Regions from separate parts of the Homo sapiens genome. Here region 2 is linked to region 1. A link is an interaction called in ENCODE POLR2A ChIA-PET data of the cell type or tissue named here. Cell type or tissue: MCF 10A. All regions are shown on one strand. Links, peaks and the distances in the headings refer to the core of each region. The heading gives the core; the rest is flanking DNA.

Region 1 (8,347 bases), core at 2,179-7,178:
GTTTTGAAGTTATAAAACCTGTGTTCTAACCTCCTTCATAATCTGGGTGTTCCAATCATTCACCACTTTTCAAGACACAGCAGAGGAAATTTAAAATTTCCAAAGTGCCAAATGATCTGAAGGACTATGAAAAGTTTAAGAAAATGAAACTTTAAAGCCCGTATTCTGAATGCTGTTGGAAAATTACATCAACTTTCAATTTCCTCTCCAAATGTGAATAGCCTTAAAAAGAGAGGTACTCTCTATTCTGGGAAACTTATTCCAGAAATCCTCACCATTTTATTGTCATTTTCACTTATAATCAAATGACCTTTTACGATACTGAGTTTTAAAGACAGAATTTTTCTCCCCTTTTTATGTCATGCCTTTTCTACATACCTTTTAGAAGAAGAACAAAACAAAAACACAAAAACTTCCACTAATTTTCCAACATCTCAGGCTTTTTCCAGTTGACCTTGGATAGTTGATCATGGAATCAAAACTGCAGGCAGATTATTCATTTCCTATTCTTTTTCAAATTAACATGATTTGTGAACATTTCTACACAACGTAACAAACAGTGAAATATTTCTCGTTCAGAATCCCTTGAGGACATTTACATAAACAACCAAATTGCATAATGACTTGGGGATACTGAAGAATATCCTTCAAATGTGAAATTGGAAATAAACAAAACTATATGGGAAGAAAAATGTGAAGCCCTTAGCTATACGAAATGGTCTACTTTATGTACATGTGCATATCAACCCTCAGATACAGGATTTTCATCACGTGAAACTCAAAAATATAAATATGCAAACATAGAGGGACAGCACACTGGAAAAATACTATATGTGAAAATTAGAATTTTATATAGTTTGCAAGTATATTTTCATTTTATGAACCATATCCATATATACATGGTTTATATACTGGAAAAATATTATATGCAAAAATTAGAATTTTATATATTTTGCCAGTATATTTTCATTTTATGAACCATATAGATGGTTCATAAAATGAAGTATATATATATTTATATATATATTTACATATAAAAATAGTAAGCACACCGAAAAAGTGCTTAGTAATTACAATTTCATGTTTCCCATTAAATATTGATTTTATGAATCTGAACTCTGATTTCAAAATAATATGAAATCACATTTCCAGTATATGATATTCTCACATAAACCTTAAAGACAAATGTTTTTAATACTCATTGGAAAACAAATGATAAAATTCCAGCTTGACTTCTCCCCCCTGAAACACACTTCCAGAAAGCCTTGCCTGTTTAGGGAGGAAATGTAAGGATGGCACGTACATGGTGCAGGCTGTTTACATGGGACACTTATTAATTAAGCCTTGTAAACACGCAGAGGAGCACCAGACCACTTCACCCTTGCATGTGGCACTGCAGTCACCAAGGGTGGCCTTACAGCAGGTGGAATAAGAGGGGCCCATGACCCCCCCTCACACACACACAGTGCAGACAGACAACAGGGGATATGGAGCTGAGTGGGGGAGGGGAACATTTAGAGGGCATCATCTTGCTGGGAGGGTTTATAAACACAATCAGCTGTAAACTCCCGAATGTGAAGAGAAGGACCATTTCCCTCTCTCTATCTCTGAGATGAGAGCATTCTACATTGGCCACTCCATCTGACTCCTGATACGACAATGACTCAGAGATTCATACAAGCCACGTCCTGAGTTGCAAGAGTTTTTCAAAAGGAGGCCAGTTGCCCTGTCTTCAGTTCCTGCATTTCCCTCATTTCTTTTATTTATTCACTTAACAAACATTTACGGGGTCCTTATGTGCCAGGTCATTGTAGGCCTTGAGGATACAGTGGAGACAAACCCCAGACATATTCTCTGGCCGCACGAAGTGCATAATCAAGCCAGGGAGATGATGGAGTGCTAGGAAAGAGTTTCACAAGGCAACTCAGGGAAGACTCTCCTGAGATCTGAAGGACAAGTTGGGGTTAAGTAATGTCAGACTATCCCAGGTGAATCCCGCATGTGCAAAGGTCCTGCAGCAGGACGTAGCAGGGGAAAATCAAGAAGGCCTGTGTGGCCAGAGCCAGAACAAAGTGAGGAATGATGGAGAAGCAAGAGGAGCAGGTAGGGCCTCCTCAGCCACACTGAAGGAGTTCTGGGAGTCAGGGAAAACCTCTGAGGGTTTGGGGGCAGTGTGGGAGAGTTGTGGGGGCTGGGAGGCTTTATCTGATTTACATTTTGGAAATTTTATTCTGGCTCCAGAGGAGAGAACATTCAGCATGAAATCTGAGTTGATATAGGTAAGCTAGTTAGAAGACTACTACAGAAACCTACGGGAGATAATTTTGTGGCTTCTATAATGGTGTTAATAGAGGAGTTGGACAGAAGTAATAACACTTAAGAGGTGTTTAAGAAGTAAAGTCATCAGGACTAATGATAGATTATGTATAAATTTCTGTTAGGGTTGATGCCCAAAATGAATATGGACTCTGGCCAACATGGAGGAGAACCAGGTCTCTAGAATATCCCAGGAATGGTAAGAACCGAGAATCAAGATCTTGTAATTCAGTTTGATACCATGCCTAAGGTTTCTTTCTTCCTTTTCCAAGAAGGAGAGTAGAAATGGATTGAGAGAGAGGGGAAGGAGAATTACTCTTGATTCTAGGGAGATTCTATGGATCTACAAAGTACCAGGCTTCTTTGGCAGAAAATACTATAATCTGAAAAGTCAGCAATTGCAACAGTATCATCTTATTCCACAGACTCTAAAATCAGAACTCCAGCCCCTGCCACAGGATTTATTAGGAAGACACACTCTCTAACGATAATAAAAATGATGATAATAATAAAAATGTTCATACCATCACCATCATCAATAATATAAAATAATTACCATTTATTCAGAGCCTTGTAGAAGACAATCTAACAGGCATGTTTAATCCTTACAAAACAATGAAGCTCAGAGATATTGAATCAAAATCTGTGCTAGCAAGGGGACCAAAATAGCCTCCTTCTGGGTCTACCGTTCTGCTCAAAGCTCTAAGACCCCTTTCACGATTTCAGTTCTAAAATTGTTCTTGCCTATTTGGGTGAAGGGATATGTTTACTCCTGAGAACACCTTGGTCTCTTTGAATTTCTTCATGCTTCCCAAGCATAAAACCTGGGACAATATATTAGCATTTCCTCCCACCCTGGCCCTCAATTCTCGTCACTTACAAATCTGGCTGTAGTTAAGAGCCAAGAGAGTGTATATAAAATTCTCCATATAGAGGGAAACAGCATGAGAGAGAGAGAAAATGAAATCAATGTGTGACTTAAAGTGATCTCTGAAGCCCTTAGCCCTTAATTTTGAATTGAGTTGCTGCAGATAATCTTTCCTACCCATACTTTTATGCCCAGATCCATCAAAGTCTTGCTCCATTGAGCCTTAAATAAACTTACATATACATTGTGTTCTCACAAGTGAAAAATTAAAATGACAAAAAGATAATTTCAAAAATATGGCAGATGGTTTATTCTTGATTTGCTGATTTATTATATTCTATCTAAACTTTCAAAGTAATTCATCTTTGTAAGAACTACGATTCCTTGGGGTTGGGGGGAAGCATTGTGATGATGCCTTAGGTTAGCTTCCCTAGAAGCAGAGTCTGGGATAGGGATTTGGATGCAGTTCTCCAGAGAAGCAGCAGCTATGAGCCTTAGCAATGTACACTCAACAAGCGCTGGGCAATGGGAGCATTTGCCCCGCATGGGGACTTGGGCAGGATGTCAACAACATGCACTACAGGCTGTTTTCACAATGTGAAGTTGCTTACATGGAAAACTTTTCAGTATATTAAGGGTCTGTGAGGTATTATGCACCCTCTCCCTTTACAGATGAGAAAACTGAAATTTAAGAGTGACAGAATCACTCATGCAAAGCCAGAGAAACAATTAGCAGAACCAGTACTTTAACCCAAATCTTCAAACTTCAACTTCCATCTATTTGACCTGACAGACAGAGTCAACCTGACAACCTGGAAACTTTCCCAAGAAAAAATACCTAGAAATGTTGGATAAAATATAATAAACATCATATTACAAGCTTGGTTGGGCTCAGAGAGAGAATGAGATATGCCGGGGCCAAAAAGAAAGGGGAGAGTGACTGCTAAGCACGTGCTGATGCTCAGGAAGCCCCAGGAGGATGAGGGTGAGAAACCAGGAGCTTGGAAGTTGATGGCCAAAGAGGGTTGAGGGTTTAATCTTGGCTGCAAAAAGTGGAGTGGAATGAGAAGCAAGTACCTCCTGTAAAACAGAGACCTTCACACATCTACCACACCCTGTGCAAGGATGCTGGCCTCATTATGGGCTCTGGGTAGAAAAAGAAAGAAAGAAAAAAGAAAAATCCTCCCAGAAAATTCATAATTGGAAGCTCACTGCCATTTGGGTTGTGAAAATCTACCCTACCATCTAGTCTAGGAACCCTCATTATAAGAGATTAACATAAGTGGTCTCAGATCAAAGATGTCCTGGAGCACTTGTCAGAAGTAAACACTAAAACAACTCTGTAGAGAAACACCCTTAACAAGACCCCATGAAATCCCACAGATGAAGTACACTGAAATCAAATCAAAGCTATAAAATTAAATTAAATCAAAGCTATAAAATACCTCTGGGGGAAAAATCCCCCAGGAATGCATCAATAGACACAATACACAGCAAAACTAGATCCTCATGTTCTCAAAACCCAAATGTTCTTTCTACTATTTAACTTCCAAGAGACTAAGCTGATGAGGCAGCTTCACTCCTGATCAACCTCACTGATGGAGTTGCAAGCTATGCTCCAGTTCATTAACTTCAAAGATCTATTCAGCTTGTCAAAAAAGTTGCTCTTTGAATTTGATTTTAAGAGAAAAGTGGAAGCTCCTCTAATTCCTAAAAATAGAAGAATTTACCAATATCTTTCTTAGATAATTTAAATATAGATGCAGCCAGAGGCAAGCAAGTGGAATAGTTTTCTTCTTGAATTCCCTCAGGGTTTTAAGATTCCATGAGGATTCCTCCAGAGCCACGTGTCTCCAAAAGCTTTCCAAAAAAAAAAAAAAAAAAAATCTGATCTGAAAATGTTATGTAATCATTGGCTATAATCAAAAAGAGGGTGGGTGAGGAGGCTGCATTCTGTGCCAACCAAAACAGTAACTATGCAAGAAAAACCCTACCCCTTTTTTTTTGGCAATCCCTCGAATTGTGAATCAGAGATGATACAAATATACCTTGCAAAAATCTAAAGTGGCCCATTATAAGCAACTATATAATCATTCCTGGTAACCAGTAACGCAGGTCACAGATGATAGCCCAAACTCTCATACCATAAGACAAGGACACTTTCCAACTCAAACTCAAAGCCAGATTCTTAAATAAATAAGGGGAAGGAAGTTCTTTTCCTGCATAAAAAGATTATTTGACTGATTTTCAATGCTCTGCTCTAATTAAGGACAAAAGATGGGGGAGGAAGAAAGATGAAGTAAAAATGTGAAGTAAGGGAAAGAAGGGAACCTTCAGTTCTGACTATGATACAGGCCCTGTGTTCGGTAATTTGCAAACAGTATTTCAGTGAATCCTCACAAAATCCTTATGAGGCTGGCTTCTGAACCAGACTTACAGATTTAAAAACCCAGTGAGGGTCAGTAACTGCCCATAGAGCACCACTGAGGAAGAGCCTTATCCATGTTTTTCTGATGCCAAAGCCCAGCATTTTTATTAGACTCTGTTCATAAAATCCATATTCAAATTAAAGACTCATGGAAGCTAGGAAAGTAAAGAATCTTCCTCATCAGGATGCAGACAGCTCTCGTATTCACCTTAGGGTTTGCAATTTTAATGTCAACTATTTTTATAATGGTACCTGACAAATTTAATAGCATTGATATTTATTAAAACACAAGAGAGAGAAAGAGGGCGAGAGGGAGTGAGAGAGAGAGTTCCTCTGATACCTCCTTCTAATTCTACTTCCCCATACAGGCCAAGATTAAGATTCAAAATATTTCGCAATGAACATCACCACCAATCAAAAGGATGCCAGCAATATTTTGCATATAGGTAAAATAAAGGATTAAGTACAAGCTTTATCAGCTTCTAGGTACTTTCTGATAAAGAATGAGTATACAAATAGGAATTGCAGGAAGAGAGAGATAAGAAATTGGCAAGAAAAAAAGAGAAAAAGGGAAGGAGGGAGGGAACGGGGTTGGAAAAGAAAAGGAGTGATGGGGACCTAAGTGCAGATAAAAAAGGCAAACTAGAACACTCTTTTTCTTAAATGGTTTAAGTAGGGAGGGATGCAAATACATTCCCTGAACAAGAAGGGACCCCTGAGAGTAGAGTTTTACCACTCAGTTGCCGGGAACCACCAACTTCGCCCACCTTATCAATGCTTCCAGCTAGTATCTATTAACTGACCACTTTGGGCCAAAAACCTTGCTACAATGATTGACAGACACAAAGGAAAGCACACAGTTGCCTTGGCCATCAGGGAGCTGAGCGTCAATCTGTGGAGATAACAACTTGTAAGCAAATAACTCCCCCATCCCACGCCTCAGAGAAGTCTTCTAGTGTGCGACCACGCTAAATTACTACCTTAACCTGGGATGCCTGCCCACCTTCCCTCTATTATCCAAACCTACGTAAATTTTAAAGCCTTTATTTAAATCCTATCTCCTGGCCGGATGCGGTGGCTCATGCCTGTAATCCCAGCACTTTGGGAGGCCAAGGCAGGTGAATCACCTGAGGTCAGGAGTTCGAGACCAGCCTGGCTGACATGGCAAAACCCCGTCTGTACGAAAAATACAAAAATTAGCCGGGCATGGTGGTGCATGCCTGTAGTCCCAGCTACTTGGGAAGCCAACGCAGGAGAATCGCTTGAACCCGAGAGGCAGAGGTTGCAGCGAGCCGAGCTCGCACCACTGCACTCCAGCCTGGGTGACAGAGCGAGACTCCATCTCAAATAAATAAATAAATAAATAAATAAATAAATAAATCCTATCTCCTCCTGCATTGCTTTTCCTGACCACTCCAAGCCTCATTCATTTCCCTCTCCTCTGTCATCCTAACACTAAAGAGTAACAAATGTTTATGAGCACTGACTCTGGGCTAAGCACCTTCGGCAGTGTTTGGCCCTGGTGAGCATCCCTTCTCGAAGCTCTCCCCTTCCCTGGCCCCCATAACATCACTGTCCTGGTTGTCCTCCAGCATCTGTGTCCTTTTGAGGCTCATCACTTAAATATGAGTGGTCCCCAAGGATCCATCCTTGGTCCTAGTTCTCACTTACACTCGCTTCCTAGGCTACTTCATCCCCATCCTCTAATTTACAGGGCAATCATGCTGATGATCCACAGCCTCTATCTCCAGGCCACAGCATGCTCCTGAGAGCGTGATCTGTATCATTTCCTCTGAGAAAACCCAACCCACCTGCACCACAAACTCAGCCTTCCCCAAACACAGCCCGTTAGCCTCCCTCCCATTCCCCACCACTAAGCCCACTCCTCTTCATATATTAGCAAATGGGGAAACAGAACAAATCAATGAAATCTCTTCTTTCTAAAAGTACCCACTCCTCCCCTTGGCTCTGAGGGAAGCTCAAAGCTGAGCTGTGTGGTTAGACTCACCCTGAGTCCACATTCAATCTACCAAGTCCAGGAGATTCTCATTCTCTAATGTCCTGTTCTGCCCTCCATCATGTGCCTGCTCGGTGCAGGCTCTTTTCTTCTCTGGGCTGGATTACTTGTATATCTGCCCCCAGCCTCCACCTCAATCTCTTGCACACCATTCCCCCAACACTGGCTTCCGGGTGAACACTCTCAAATTCAAACCTGACCATGTTGCCCACCTACTTCAAATGGTTTGCCATCCATTAGAATGATGGCCAAACTCCCAACCCCTTAATGGAGTACACTGGTGTGCTCTTTACAAACTTGCCACTGCTTACCTATCTGGCCTCATCATTTGCCACCACTCCTACCCTCCTAGCACCCATCTCTTCATCCCCTAGGCTCTAGACATGTTGAATGGTGTTCTCAAAATCATCACACTGGCCTTCTCACATATTGTTCTTCTTGTCTGAACTGCCTTCCTTCCCTCCTTCCTATGAACAACTCCTCGTTGTCTTTCAAAACTCAATGCAAATATCACCTCCTCTGGGAAGACCTTCACGTTTATTCCAACTACCACCCCTCTACGCTCCCACAACATTCGAAGGATACATTTTCCATCACATACCTTATCACTGTGTACTCTGAACACTCACTTTTCTTACTGTCTTCCCTTCAGAACAGGTGCTTAAAATCATTAAGGCTTTGTATTCCCAATGCATACCACAATGCCTAGCACATAGCA
Region 2 (8,347 bases), core at 1,067-6,066, 86 kb before region 1:
ACTTGTGGAATGTGAAACTTGTGAAATTGAACATTTAATAAAATGAGAACTCGCCTGTAACGTCAGTATATTTTCAGGGTTTAAAAATCTTATTTTATCTAGATCTCAACTCTTTCAGTCTTGGCATCAAAAAGTTATTTTTTGAGCACTAAGCAAATATGAAAAAGATGGGTCTGGACTGAGTCTTGCTTTTCCCTGCCAGGGTAAGGGTTCATTCCAGAGGCCAGGCATGTGTGAGTCCTCATCGTCTGCATGCCACCCTGTCCCTGGATAAGCCAGTGGTCTACAGACCTAAACCACTGAGGCCCCACCCCAGGGGACACTTAAGGGACCTTTATCCGGAAGTCTGACCTCATCACTTCTGAGATTCATTTCCACCCTGCCAGAAGCAATAAGAACGGATGAGAAGATGTTCACATACCAGTAATATTTTTACCCATTTTTATATTCTTCTTCTTATGGCTACTGCTTAGAAAATCAAGAGTATTTTGCTGCTCCAATCCCAGATAATGAAAATACAGTTATAGTGAAAGCTTCTGTATTAGGTAAACTTCTGCTGATTTAAAGAGATTATGCTCCCAATTTTCAAACTTAGTAAAGAGTTTATAAAACTGGATTTACTCTAAAGGGGTCTGAATAATCTGCTATAACCTGATCATTTTTGCATATTACAAGAAGCTTTAGTTAGGGGTTGGGGGAGATATGGGGGAGTTGAAGACCAGACTGTAGGGGCAGGGGGAAGAGGCACAGCTAGGGAAGACCCTATGGGAGAAGGGGAAGTGAAGCCAGCCAACACCGAATCTAGGCACTGACAATCCCAGCAAAGAGGCAGGCAGGACAGACAACCCAGCCACAGCAAGACCAGCAGGAAGACCAAAGTGTTGACTCAGGCTGGCCACCAAGGAAAAAGGTCAAAAAGGCAAGTTCATAAAAAAAGGGTCTGGGTCTTCAGACCAGATAAAATCCTGTTTACCAAGCCAGGAACAAAAAGCCATTGAGGAAAACAGCTGATGGGTCCCATTGACAGAGCCACCTAATCCAACTCAATAATATCATGACAGGGCAGGGGGCTATGGAGTGCTTCACCTTGCCCCTCCCTACCTGGGAGAAAAAGGAAGTCACTGGTGAGGACACCTACCAGGACCTTCGGCACCATTCTTCTTTTCCCCCTCTATTGTCCCTCCTAGGCAGGTAACTGACCCCTCTAAAAATGTTTTCTCTACAAGAAAACTTACAATGGTGAGTCATCATTACATTAATAAATAAACTTTAGATAATAGCCATATCACTCTCTCTAGGCTATTAACAGTAAAAACACCACAGAAAATGTCTAAGGAAATGGTTCTCTTTATATTCATGGCCTTTAGAACAGTGGCTCTCCAATGTGAACTCCAGACTGACAGCATCAGCATCATGTGGGAGCTTGTGAGAAATGCACATGCTCAGCTCCCACCCCAGACCCACTGAATCAGACACTCTGGGGCCTGGGCCCAGCAATCTGTGTTTTAATAAGCCTCCAGGTACTTTCGATGCAAGCTAAAGTTTGAGAATACTGGCTCAGTGAAAGAACCTGGGATGGAAGCCAGAAGACCTAATTCAGATTCCAGCTCTGGATTCCATGGTCTAATTCAGTGAAATTTAATGAATAGTCATGATGTGCCTCTGTGCATTGAGGCTAATACAAGAATGTGAGGATACTGAGACGAGTTAGACACGGTCCTTATCCCCAGAGAGAACATAATCCTCTATATTCCTTTGCTCCTCTAGAATAGAGGCTATTTTTGTTGTTGTTGTTCTTGTTTTGTTTCATATTTGTATTTCTACCACCTGCAGCATCACAGGCATTCAATAAACAGGTGGTGGATCAAGTGGTAGAACCATTCCACGACTGTGATAAATACTGCTGTACCACTCATCAATAATTTTAATGTTACTGCAGTACAGTTAACAGCAGCCACCCTTGATTTAATGTTTATCGCATGTCAGTGTCAAGTGTTCATCATACATCAGCTCATTCAATCATTTTAGGCATCCTGTGCTGTAAGCGGTATTTTTAGTCCCACCCTGCACATGAGAAACTGAGGCTCAAAATATTAAGTAATTCATCCACTGTCACACAGCTAGAAAGTGGCAGCGTCAGTGTTGAATCCAGAAATATCTTCTTCCAAAGTTCATGCTCATGAATGTGGGGGTGGTCTAAACATACTTTGGGGCTGATTTGTTTGGATCTGTGTCCCCACCCAAATCTCATGTCTAATTGTCATCCCCAGTGTCGGAGTGGCCTGGTGGGAGGTGACTGGATCATGAGGGTGGATTTTCAGGGTTTAGCACTATCCCCCTTGGTGCTGTCATGGCGACAGTGAGTTCCTGTGAGATCTGGTTGTTTAAAAGTGTGTGGTACCTCCCCCAATCCCTCTTGTTCCTGCTCTGGCCACGTAAGATGCGCCTGCTTCCTCTCTGCCTTCCACCATGATTGAAAGTTTCCTGAAGCCTCCCCAGAAGCTGAGTAGATGCCTCTATCATGCTTCCTATACAGCCTGTGGAATTTTTTAAATTACCCAGTCTCGGGTATTTCTTTATAGCAATGCAGGAATGGACTAATACAGGAGTAAATTTCCCCAAAGCCTCTAAGGTTGGGGGTTCATTATCTTCTCACCGTGTATTTACAACTGCATTTTGTAGGCATCACCTTAAGTGGTCAAAGACTAAGAAAACAACCAAGTACAGGGAGAGCTAGAGTGCTTGTATCTACACTTTAAGATTTCACAGGCCAGAAAGAACATTCTTGAAGTGACAGATAGAGGGTTGCCAACTTCTTATTTTGCCAAGCACAACCCCTTCCCAAGTACTGATCAACAATCCCCATCATTTCCTAGAAGGAAAAAAAATGATGTCAAAAAAGTACAAGGGACATACGGTTAGAATAAAGGGTAATTGCATTGCATGTATTTTCTTATATACAATGATCAATTTGTTCTAGTTTGCTCACTTTTCAGTAGATTAGCATTCGGTTTTCATTGAGCTCAAGAAAGTAAACAGTGTTAGGGAAACTATACTAAAGGATTATTCTGCCCCTTAAGTCAGACAAAACTGCTTACAGGAAAAACAAAAGTGGACTCACAGGCCAGGCCAGGGCAGCCTTGAGGTGGTATTGGCAGGGCCTCAAGTGGAGTATCCCAACCCAGTTAGGCTGGAGAGAACAGGACAGATGTGAGTCTAGCCCCAAAGCCCGAAGGCATGGGGAGGCCGGGTGTGGCTATCACACTGTGGGCCAGCATCGATGCCAAGGCAAATGAAAATGAGGTGCAAACAGGAGAAGCTGCCAGAGGTCTGAAGTCAGTCTCAGGCTCCAATGCCTGGGCAGCAACAGCCACTGATTCAACAATGGCTCCTTCTCCCTGTCATCTGGGCTATCATCATGCTTTTCTGCTTCCTCCTTGTTAGAAGTTAAACATCAATTTCACATATGTCATCTACTGTTTCTTGTGAATGATTCGTGTCCAGGAGAGATCTGTTCTGCTTGTTGGAGGCTGTAAGTAAGATAAAAGAAAAAGGGGACTTATATCACAAGCAAAGATCTTACCTTACTAGGAGGTGGTCCATGGTCATCCAAGTAAGTGGAATTTCCTAGAAAATAAAGGAAAAAGTTGATGAATCCGTTTTTTAAATCCCAAATGAATTTAGTGCAAAGTTATTGAAGATAAGCATTCTAGTTATACAGTATTTCTGCTCAGACAACAGTACCAAAGAAAAATGGGGAATTAATCACTGGTTTGACTGGATTTTGCTGATATTACTATGTTTGATTAATAGTTTCAGCTGTTACAAACATTCTACATACATGGTTATGTATGCACACAAACATACATAACACACACAGTAACACGCACCATTATTCTCACCCATTATCTGCTGAGTTTAGCTTAGACCATTGGTACTCAAATGTTATTGTACTTCAGAATTACCCGCAGGGCTTGTTGAAACAAGACTGCCCAGCCCCAGTCTGAGAACCTGCATTTCTAACCAGTTCCCAAGAGATACTGATGCTGCCGGTCCTGAACCCCATACTCTCTTTCTCCAATTTGTCTTAAAATTGTCTGTTTCTCTTCTCTCTTCAGGCTAGCTTGCTTCCGGAGCTTGATTTGTCTTCACTAATAGCCATTTACTGGCATGTGTGTATTCAGAGTGCACGGCTATTGTTTCCTGATGAATAAAAGACTCAGAGGGATTTGGAAGGGAATTAAAGTTTACTGACTTCCTTTCAGTAGCAGCTACTCTGCTAAGTGCTTTACAGGTATTTATCTATTTAATGCAAATACCAGAGATGGATTAGAAGTGTCCCCTTTTAACAGAGGAGAGAACAGAGGCCTGGAGAAACTCAGTAACCTATGCACAGTCACACAGCTGGTAAACTGCAGAGAGGAGAGAAGACTGGTTTTTCCAGAGCATGTTCAGGCATCTACCCATCTGAAAAGCCTACCTAGAGTCCTTCCTGCCATCTCAGGCTTCTGTGTGAGGCAGGCACTGTAAACATTACCATCTGGAGACATCTGATCACCTGGGGAGCCAAAGATGCAATCAGTATAATCGAAGGCGCCTATCCAAGAGGGGTAACTCTTGTGAGTCTAGGGAAAATCATCTCACCAGAAAAGTAAAAATGACCAAACAAGCTAATGGAATGAAATGTAGAAAATCATGGAACGGAACTGCAAGAATACCTCTAGAGAACAGTAGATGATTGGGGGATAAGGTCAGTGTCTTAGTCTGAGTGGATGAAAGGTGCTTTTGACAGCAGAGAGCAAAAATGACTTAAGAAACTGGACTAAGAAGGGGGAAGCAGGGCTTAAGCCAGGGACAGTTGAACTGGGGAAATGTATCCAAACATAATAAATAAGCGGGTTCTGGCTTATAGGTTTTTCCATACTGAGTCATCATCCTTCCCCTTTTCTTTGTCATCTTCTGATTTATAGCCCACTTGGTGTTCACAGTGGCCATTTGTATATAGTAAAGGAACATCAGGGTCCAGTTTTAGTGTATAAGACACTTAAACACAAACACCCAGCATGCCCATGATTGGGCTATTTTAGGACCCTTTTAAATGTGAACATGATGAACAATTTGTTAGACCTTAATTAATGTACTTCTGAACTCCACTGAGAGCGTGCATGAATAGGATGTAAGATCTATGTTGGATTTAGTAAAGAGGTTATATGAGTCAAAGAATTCAGAAAAATAGCTGCCTGTGCCTAGAGAACTATTTAGAAATATTCTACCACCGTGCAGCTGGTGCGGCTGCCTGGAGCTCCCATCTGCTCAGCATGGGAATATGCCTTCCCCAGGGGAAGCGTGAGAAATCCCAGCACACACCAGCATGTTCTCCAGGAATCAATCTCAAGGATCGAAGACAGCCTCAACAACTAAATATTTCTAAAATACTAAATTTTCCATAAGAACTGAAGTTCCTAAAAACTCCTAAAAAAGAACGATTTAAATGCCTGATTCCTACCTCAAACTCCAGGCTCGGGTACCTACTAACTCCTTGGCACCTCAGCTTGGATGTCTAAAGGCATCTCACACTTCCCCTGTCCAAAACAGAACCCTATTTGCTCCAATTCCATCCTGCAAATTTCTGCCTCCACTGTCTTCCTTATTGGGTTATACAATATATCCCTTCCTCCAAACGTGTCCCATTTTTCAGGCCAAAGCCCAAGAGTCATTCTTGATCCATGTTTTTCCCCTATGCTATAGGTACCAACCCAAAGACAAGTCCTATTGGCTTGGCTTTCAAAATATAACTCAAATCTGACCACTTCTCACCAGTCCCTCTGGGCCATATGAGAGATGCCTTGTGTCTCTATCACCAATTTCCTCTCCTACTCATATAGCAACCAGAGAGATCGTTCAGCCTTATCTACTAGATCATGGTAGCCCTCTGCTTAAACTCAATTTCTCTACACACAAAAGAGTCAGCTCCTCGCCATGGTCTGTAAGGCCCTGCATCACCCAGGCCCCACCTCCCCCTCCATGCACCACTAGCCACCACAGCCTTCTCTGTGGTTCAGAGCACTCCAGCCTCTTGTCAATGAGGGGCCTTTTGAACTGGCTCTATCCTCTTCCAGAAAAGCTCTTCCCCACCCTCTTCATTCAGTCTCTATTCAAATGGAACTTCTTTATAGATGCCCACTCTGAATACCCTGTCTAAAATAGCACACTCATTTACTTGTTTACCGTCTTTCTCTTTCAGCTAGTGTACAAGCTTTATGAGAACAGGGACTTGTGTGACCTGTTCATTGCTTCAGTTCCTAGAACAGAGCCTGGAAAATAGCAGGTACTCAGTATTCACTTAATGAACGAAATACCACATTAACTAACTCTTTATACCAAAATCTTAGCAATGGCTTGTAAGAAGGAACTATTACTAGTACATTAGCCCAGTTTGCTCCTTAGCCAAAGGGTCTGCAATTTTTTTTTTTTTTTTTTGAGACGGTGTCTCACTTTGTTGCCCAGGCTGGAGTGCAGTGGTGCAATCTTGGCTCACTGCAACCTCCGTCTCCCGGGTTCAAGCGATTCTCCTGCCTCAGCCTCCCGAGCAGCTGGGATTACAGGCATGCACCACCACACCTGGTTAATTTTTTGTATTTTTAGTAGAGACAGGGTTTCTCCATGTTGGCCAGGCTGGTCTTGAACTCCTGACCTCAAGTGATCTGCCCGCCTCGGGCTCCCAAAGTGCTGGGATTACAGGCGTGAGCCACTGCGCCTGGCCCAGTGTTTTTAATAAGTGAACAGAAGCACTAATCATGGAGTTTGGGGGAAAAGACCTATTTTAGAGGACACACATTGTGCAGAAGTCCATCTCATAATTTATCCCCTTATAACTCAATGCCATGACTTAGCTATCTGTATGATACTGGGTCATTTTCTTAATTTCTCCGTATCTATCTCTTTTTGTGTAAATGAAGAGAATGATGGTATCCAGGTCATAGACATGGTCTGGGATTAAGTGGAATAATGCATACAGAGCACCCAAGTCAGGATTAAGCACCAAGTAAGCCCTTGATAAAAGTTAAATATTGTGACTGTTGTTACTGTCATTTCTATTCAACCTCAGTGGAAACAGGAAGTCCAGTCTGTTAAGCTTTTACATGGATGTGTAGAATACTCAATGTTTCCATAAGAACTGAAGTTCCTAAAAACTCCTAAAAAGAATGATTTAAATGCCTGATTGCTTCCTCAAACTCCAAGCTCGGGTACCTACTAACTCCTTAGCACCTCAGCTTGGATGTCTAACGGCATCTCACACTTCCTTCTAGACAATCCTTCTCACTACCTTCCACCTGGTATTGGTCTAAGTCCTATGGCATACCTTTGACTCAACAGTTAAAACCTTTGTTAGTTCTAAGTGAGAAATACTAAAATAAGAGAACAGTGTATCACAGCAAAATGGTCAATTCTATCTCTTTTCTATTCAATGACTTTTTGTTTTAAGGACACTGGCTTTGTAGCTGTCTTAACAGTTATGTCTACACTAAATTCTTTCCCTGGTAGAGTTAAGCATTACCTCAAAATTGAGATGCGCGGATACGCATGACAAAAGTTCCTCAGCATGGTAAGAAGAGATGTGGGCAATGTGGGCCGCACTAGTTCTCTACCTCCTCATTAGGCATTCTCGCATCTACATATTCAATCAGTATTTACAGAGCACCTCCTATTCTGTAGAAGGATCTAGAAACCAAATAAGAAATGAAAATCCTATTTTTTGCCACTGGATTGTATAACAACCTTTATTGAGTGTTTACTACTTGGCAGGCACTTTGTAAAGATCATTTTATCTAATCCTCACAAGCGCCCCTCAAAGCAATATTAGTCAAGCATTTTACCCACATCTCCAGTAAACAAACAGCGGAATTCAAACCCATACAGGCTGACTACTGTTGACACCTCCTGCTCCATAAAATGCAAAAATATTCTAATATAATTCGTCATTTTCTTATCTTTCCCCTTCCTTCTTTCTTTCTTTTCCCTCCTTCTACCTTCCTCCTCCCCCATTCCTTCACTGTAGAAGACTTTCATAATCAGATGTCACATCACAGAAATGAGACAACTCTTTTTTTTTTTTTTTTTTTTTTGAGATGGAGTTTTGCTCTTGTTGCCCGGGCTGGAGTGCAACGGCGCAATCTCGGCTCACTGCAGCCTCTGCCTTCCAGGTTCAAGCAATTCTCCTGCCTCAGCCTCCCGAGTAGCTGGGATTACAGGCACCCGCCAACATGCCCAGCTAATTTTTGTATTTTTAGTAGTGATGGGGTTTCACCATGTTGGCCAGGCTGGTCTCAAACTCCTGACCTCAGGT

Evidence for each region. Peaks named below come from ENCODE experiments on the same cell type or tissue, not always from the same donor. Only the 100,000 strongest peaks of a DNase experiment are listed, where the experiment ranks them.
Region 2: POLR2A ChIA-PET joins it to region 1 with 5 read pairs; 2 of 35 experiments call an interaction of 5 or more read pairs at or near these places.

What each region holds. Positions count from the first base shown.
Region 1 is chr6:148,797,498-148,805,844 of GRCh38, reverse strand. All of the region lies in intron 1 of UST (uronyl 2-sulfotransferase), which reads right to left. Among named protein-coding and RNA genes, the nearest start is that of UST, 55 kb to the right of the region's middle. In MCF 10A, for the core only: no CTCF peak of the experiment used is centred there; a DNase peak (open chromatin) is centred at 5,164.
Region 2 is chr6:148,882,266-148,890,612 of GRCh38, reverse strand. UST (uronyl 2-sulfotransferase) reads right to left here. Exons shown (of 8, transcript NM_005715.3): 2 at 3,584-3,627. Among named protein-coding and RNA genes, the nearest start is that of UST-AS1, 78 kb to the left of the region's middle. RefSeq lists a silencer at 6,025-6,074. In MCF 10A, for the core only: no CTCF peak of the experiment used is centred there; a DNase peak (open chromatin) is centred at 3,232.